Regions from separate parts of the Homo sapiens genome. Here region 2 is linked to region 1. A link is a contact called in ENCODE Hi-C or POLR2A ChIA-PET data. All regions are on one chromosome and are shown on one strand. Each heading gives the region's core, a stretch centred on a gene start or an enhancer-like site at or near the end of the contact. The rest is flanking DNA. Distances are from core to core; before and after follow the strand shown.

Evidence for each region. A loop is a pair of places that touch in the nucleus more often than their neighbours do. ChIA-PET counts read pairs that join two places held with the same protein, here RNA polymerase II (POLR2A). Pooled maps may share reads with other maps.
Region 2: a loop to region 1 is called in a map of PC-9, with 9 times the contacts of the local background. The contact joins two enhancer-like sites. A Hi-C loop is called at or near these places in 6 of 168 maps with a recorded cell type or tissue (Caco-2, IMR-90, MCF 10A and 3 more) and 3 of 50 pooled maps. POLR2A ChIA-PET finds 5 or more read pairs at or near these places in 3 of 52 experiments (AG04450, BJ and MCF 10A).

The regions. Positions count from the first base shown.
Region 1 is chr6:133,568,166-133,571,207 of GRCh38, reverse strand. It overlaps TARID (TCF21 antisense RNA inducing promoter demethylation), which reads left to right. Exons shown (of 9, transcript NR_109982.1): 5 at 2,960-3,018. Among named protein-coding and RNA genes, the nearest start is that of EYA4-AS2, 110 kb to the right of the region's middle. Within about 2 kb of position 1,532, at least 12 of the 41 ENCODE cell types and tissues checked have a DNase peak (open chromatin) inside an H3K27ac peak, as active enhancers do; they include IMR-90 and PC-9, where a contact is called at or near this core.
Region 2 is chr6:133,608,301-133,611,197 of GRCh38, reverse strand. The region is part of intron 4 of TARID (TCF21 antisense RNA inducing promoter demethylation); the gene reads left to right. Among named protein-coding and RNA genes, the nearest start is that of EYA4-AS2, 150 kb to the right of the region's middle. Within about 2 kb of position 1,442, at least 4 of the 41 ENCODE cell types and tissues checked have a DNase peak (open chromatin) inside an H3K27ac peak, as active enhancers do; they include IMR-90 and PC-9, where a contact is called at or near this core.

The DNA.
Region 1 (3,042 bases), core at 283-2,782:
TTTCATTCAGCAAATACTATGTCAGAAACATTTTTCTAATTGCTTTGTTCATAATTCTCATTTTATTGGTTATATAGTTTTACAGGATATTGATAAGCTAAAATTTAATTGTTGCCTTTCCAACTGTTAGGCATTTAAATTATGTTCAGAGAATATCAGAGAATAGTCACCTGCATACAACTATTTCCTTTCAATTTAAAATAATACCGAACAGCAAGCAATATGAGCACGGGGATGGTGTGTCACTTTACGCTGGTCATTGCATTTCCAGTCCCTAAATCGGTGAATTGGAGGTGCTCAGTTATTACTTCTGGATTTTCCGAATGAATGGAATCCTATATTTTGAACTATGCTGCAAAATTGTTTTACAAAATGACTTGCTTTAATATTTATTAAAACTAGCAATGTATGAATATACTAGTTTCATCATGTGCTCATTAAAACTATATATTTTATTGATTTAAAAATACTTCATTATTTTTATATTTTTCTTATATAGATTGTAATTTGCATTTCTTTGGTAATGAAGTTGAATATATTTTCATGGATGTTGTCTAATAATATTTGCTCTATTTCTAATTGTTGGTTCAGATGAGGGAAATAAGATTCTGGGATGTTGGATGATAATCAAGAAATATGCACTTAAATGAAATTAGTCAAGCATCAAATCTCTTTCTGATACATTAAAATATGATCTCTACCATGACACCTCAAGCATAGTTAATTTTTTAAGCAAGTGTTTTGATTAATTTAGCTCACAATGTGTATATATGCGAGACTCTCAAGTTAAAATATTTATGGCTTGTCCTCTGTAGAAATTATAAATACATTATTCTTAAATCCCAGATTTTCATAGATTTAATTTAGTTGAATTGTCAGTGATTTTGCTCATGTTAGTAATAACCAGTAATTGCTGACTATTTTAATTCAATAAATTATTTTCTAAAATTTTAAAATGTTTTAAAATTACTTAAAATGTTTTGAGACTTAAGAGGTTTTTATTTATAGGTTAGAATCCCTCCCACTACTTATATATTTTGAGTCAGTTGTATTTTGCAAGTCACAGAGTAATTTCTGAATATTAAATATATCTTCACAGAAAACACAAACAACTTTGGGTGCTGGGGAAGAAGAATTAGCTTCTTTTAGAAGGATTTTATGGACATTGGGGCTAATAACTTTCTGCAAGTAGGTTTAAAGAGGGCTAGAATTGCAAAAATGTATGGCAAATAACGCTTTAACGTCTACCCTAAAGTTAGTTTACTTCATCATTGCTGAGATATTGAGGAAAAATTATAGTTTCATTAATAAGTTGGATGTTGCTTCTAAGTGCTTAATTTCTAGTACTTTTTGACAAATGTATTTTATGTGAAGCATATTTAAATCTGGTGTACTAGAGTTAGGGCAATAAGGCCAGGTTTAGCTAGAGGGAGCGCTGAGATTGTCTCATCGAGGGGAGCTGGTTTTAAACACCTTCCTCAGGATGATGCATGCTCCGTGGCCCTCATATGACACACCCTGCTGGGGTGACTACAAAGAGCTGAGTCACCAAAGCTCCGATCCTCACTTCTCAGTGAAACTCCTGTCAGTTGCAGTCAGGAATGATGGAATACTATCTGTAATGTTAATATTTGAGACACTGATCATAGGTTTTCGAGGGGGTCATAATTTGTACAAATATACACATGCATACACACGTATGTATACTTGTTTTCATATGGCAATATACGTGTCTCCTGTTATTCTTTTCCTGAGAACTAATGTTTTTTCTAGATGTTTGTGACAACATCACACGTATCAAGTAGGTAGTGCCGAAAAGGAGCCTGTTCCCAGCCAGGAACCGGCCACAGTAACAAAGCGGGCTGCCGTTTTCGAAAGCTTTAAGCACCTAATCTCCAGAGTGTTGTGATTGTACTCCCCCTCTTGTTTAGGCTTGGAATCATCAGTATTCATGCAGTTCGCAGAAATTCTGTGTAAAATACAATATTAATATTAAAGTATAATACATTATACCACGGCTTCTCTACAAGGCATGCTGCTTCTACTTTATTTCGTGGAATAGTTCTTAGGTTAATTTGTCAGTTGAGATTTGAGACTCTGAAAAAGAAAGATGGGGTTTTAGAGAGAATCCGAACAGTTAAAATACATCGTCCTCTGGTGTCCTTCTGAGGTATTGCCAGTGGGAAGACTTTCAGAAACCTGAATAATGAAGGGAAGGAGGAAAGAAAAGGATTGATGGCGTTTTTTCCTTTAACTGAATAAATTTTAACAATAATTAGCTTATTTCTAGGGAAGGACCTGGTGAGGGGTTCTTATGAGGAATAAAGAAACGTCTTTATTCTTATCTCACTCCTTAGGTTTTTGTTGTTGTTTTGAGACGGAGTTTCGCTCTGTTGCCCAAGCTGGAGTGCCATGCGCGATCTCGGCTCACAGTAACCTCCGCTTCCCAGGTTTAAGCGATTCTCCTGCCTCAGTCTTCCCAGTAGCTGGGATTACAGGCGTGTGCCACCACGCCCAGCTAAATTTTTTTTTTTTTTTTTTTTTTGTATTTTTAGTAGAGACAGGGTTTCACCATGTTGGCCAGACTAATCTCGAACTCCTGGCCTCATGTGATCCGCATGCCTCTGTCTCCCAATGTGCTGGGATTACAGGTGTGAGCCACCGCTCCCAGCGTAGATTTTGTTGTTATGGTTCGTGTTACTGTTGTTTTTCCTCAGCCTTGAGCCAGTTATTTTCTGCTCAAAACGTTCGACCCTATATCTTTTGGCCTCAGAGAGCAGTAAGTGCAATCAGGGTGTAATCGAACAGATATCTGTGGTGCTCCTTCTATGTGTCATGTACTGTGTTAGGTACTAAAAGAAAGATGGAGGGGATACTTGGAATTTTCTCACTTGCTCTCAAGTCTTTTCTGACTATCCAGGTTTTGCTGATTATTTAATCAAACTTGTTTTTTTCACAGACAACACGAACCTGCAAGTAATCATCCGACCAACTTCCTCTACTGCTTGGGAATTGCAGGCAAGTTCAAATTCTTCCCCCAAA
Region 2 (2,897 bases), core at 193-2,692, 40 kb before region 1:
GACTGCAGCAGGCTGAGCAAGGGGAAAGAGAGAATGAGGTCAGAGAATTGGCATGGACACAGACCCCATGAGGCTTGTAGGTTATGGCCTTTGGCTTCTGTTGTGAGTGAAAAGAAAAACCATTAGAAGGTTTAAAGTAAAGGAGTAACAATCTGGTTTATAATTTCAACCTGGTTTATAATTTATAGGAATCACTCTGATTGCTGTATGGGGAAGAGATTGTAAGGGGGCATGGATCAAAGCAGAGACACCAACAAGGAGGTCTTTGCACTAGCCTAAGTGAGAAATGATTATGGTGTGGTCTAGGGTGACAGGCATCACACATGGTTAGCATTGGGGCACAATTTGAAGGTAGAGTCAACAGAATTGCTGATAGATTAGATGGAAGCCTGAGGACTCACAAAACACTTTAGCCATGATAATTTATTTTCTAATTTATGAGTGAGAAAGACTTGGGAGGCACAGGTTTAGTGGGAATTAGGAGGGAGAGATAAATAATGACTCATGTAAGGGATGTTTCAAGTCTGAGATGCCTTTAAGAAAGAAAAGTAACCCCTGACATCAGGGAACTGTCCTGGTACCAGCTAGCTAGGCCTTGGTGTGTGTTCCTGAGAGTCTTGACTGGAAGGTTTTGACAACCTTTAGATATTCCAGTAGAAATATGGCAAAGGTCATAGCCTATATCAGAGAGAGGATCAAGGCTAAAGATAGAAATTTGGTGTTCATCTGTGTACTTAAAGCCTCGGCACTGGCTTTGTAAGCCATTTCCTGATAGTAGATAGAAGAGAAGATGATGGAGGACTAATTCTGGGGTGCTTAGTATTTGCAAGTTAGGGGGACGATGAGAAAGATCCAGCAAAAGAGATTAAGAAAGTCTAAAGTAATAATGACTAAAGTAGAAGGAAAACTGAGAGAAAGAAGAATATAAGAGAAGCCAAGTAAAAAAAAAGAAAAGAAAAGTATTTCAAGACACAGAGAGTGAGTAACTGTGAAATGTGAGTGGTCAAGTAATCTAAGGATGGAAATTCATTTGGAATGTGGAGGTCACTGGTGACCAGAGGAACACAGTTTTGGTGGAGTGATTGGGATGAAAGCTGGCTTAGAGTGGCTTCAAAAGAGAATGTAAAGAAAGGAATGTAAAGACAGTAGTATAAATAACTCCTTTGAAGAATTTTGTTGCAAAGTGGGGAGGGGGGAGGTGGAGCAATAGCTGGAAAGGAATATGGGGATATGAGGCAAAAGGAGGTGTTTTTGTTTGTTTAAGATGGTGAATATAGCATGCTTGTGTGCTAATGTGAATGACTTAACAGAAAGGGATTAACAAATGACGCAGGACAAAGGGTACACTGGGGTGAGTCACAGGATGGGATTCAGAACACAAGTTCATCCATCACAGAAGGGCAAACAGAATGTGAGGTCCAGCCACACCAAGGTTGGCTGATAGACATGTGGGTTCAAGCACGTGAGTGTTGACTCATAACCCTTCTGACAGCTTCTGTGAGTATTTCTGAGGGAAATAAGGAAGGTGACCACTTGAATGAGGGCAGGAAAGAGAGCACAGGAAATTTGAGAAAGGAGAAATGGTTGTGAAATAACTCTAGGAGAGTGGGAGAGTCTTCCCATTGATCTTCCTTCTCTTCAAGTCCCCCATCTTAGCAAATAAGGAATCTTAGAATGGATGACAATATTATAAGCAGTCTTTCATTAAAAAAATATAACTCTCTCTCTATATGCCATATAGTATATATACAGTTGACCATTGAACACAGATTTGAACTATGTGGGTCCACTTATATGTGGATTTCTTTCCTATAAATATTTTGAACAAATTTTTGGAGATTTGCAACAACTTGAAAAAGCTCACAGATGGACCTAATAGCCTAGAACTATTGAAAAAATTAAGAAAACATTAGATGTGTTATGAACACATAAAAAACATGTAGATACTAGTCTATTTTATCATTTATGACCATAAAATATACATGAATATAAGATATCTTAAAATTTATCAAAACGTAGGCACACAAACACTTACAGACCACCTATGGCACCATTTGCAGTCAAGAGAAATGTAAAGTTGCAGTATTAAATCATAACTGCATAAAACTAGCCATACTACATACTGTACTGCTGTAATAATTCTGTAGCCTCCTCCTGCTGCTATTGCAGTGAGCTTGAGTGTTGCGAGTATCTGCTTAAAATGCCAAGTGACCAAAAAACGCACATCATCTCCTCATTTCCACTGAGCAGTTTGCCTCTCCAGTAAATTGCATTTTGCAGTACAAAGTGATCTGTCAGGCTTCTCTTGTATTTGTCATCGTGTTTAGTGTGATACCGTAAACCATGAATAACAGCATGGAACCGACACGAAGCGCCATTAGTGACGCTTGGAGTACTCCCAAGAAGCAAAGTCATGACATCACAAGAAAAAGTTGAATTGCCTTATATAGACTGTAGATTCAGGTCTGCAACTGCGGTTGCTGCCATTTCAAACAGACAATTCATCTTGTCAACAGACAACCTAAACTTGTGGAATCAATAAATGTAGTATAGTGCTATATATGCATTTTCTCTTATGATTTTCTTAACACTTTCTTTTCTCTAGCTTATTTTATTTTAAGAATACAGTATCTAACATATATAACATACAAAATATGTGCTGATCAACTGTTTATGTTATTGGAAAGGCATCTGGTAAGCAGTAGACTATCAGCAGTTAAGTTTTTGGGAAGTCAAAATTTATGTGTGGATTTTCAACTACACGGGTCAGTGCCCCAATCCTCATGTTGTTAAAGGGCCAACTGTATATAAACCATATACATATATGTAGTTTCAATTATATGGTGTATGTGTATATATATGTATATAGATACACATACATAAATAGAAAATTTGGT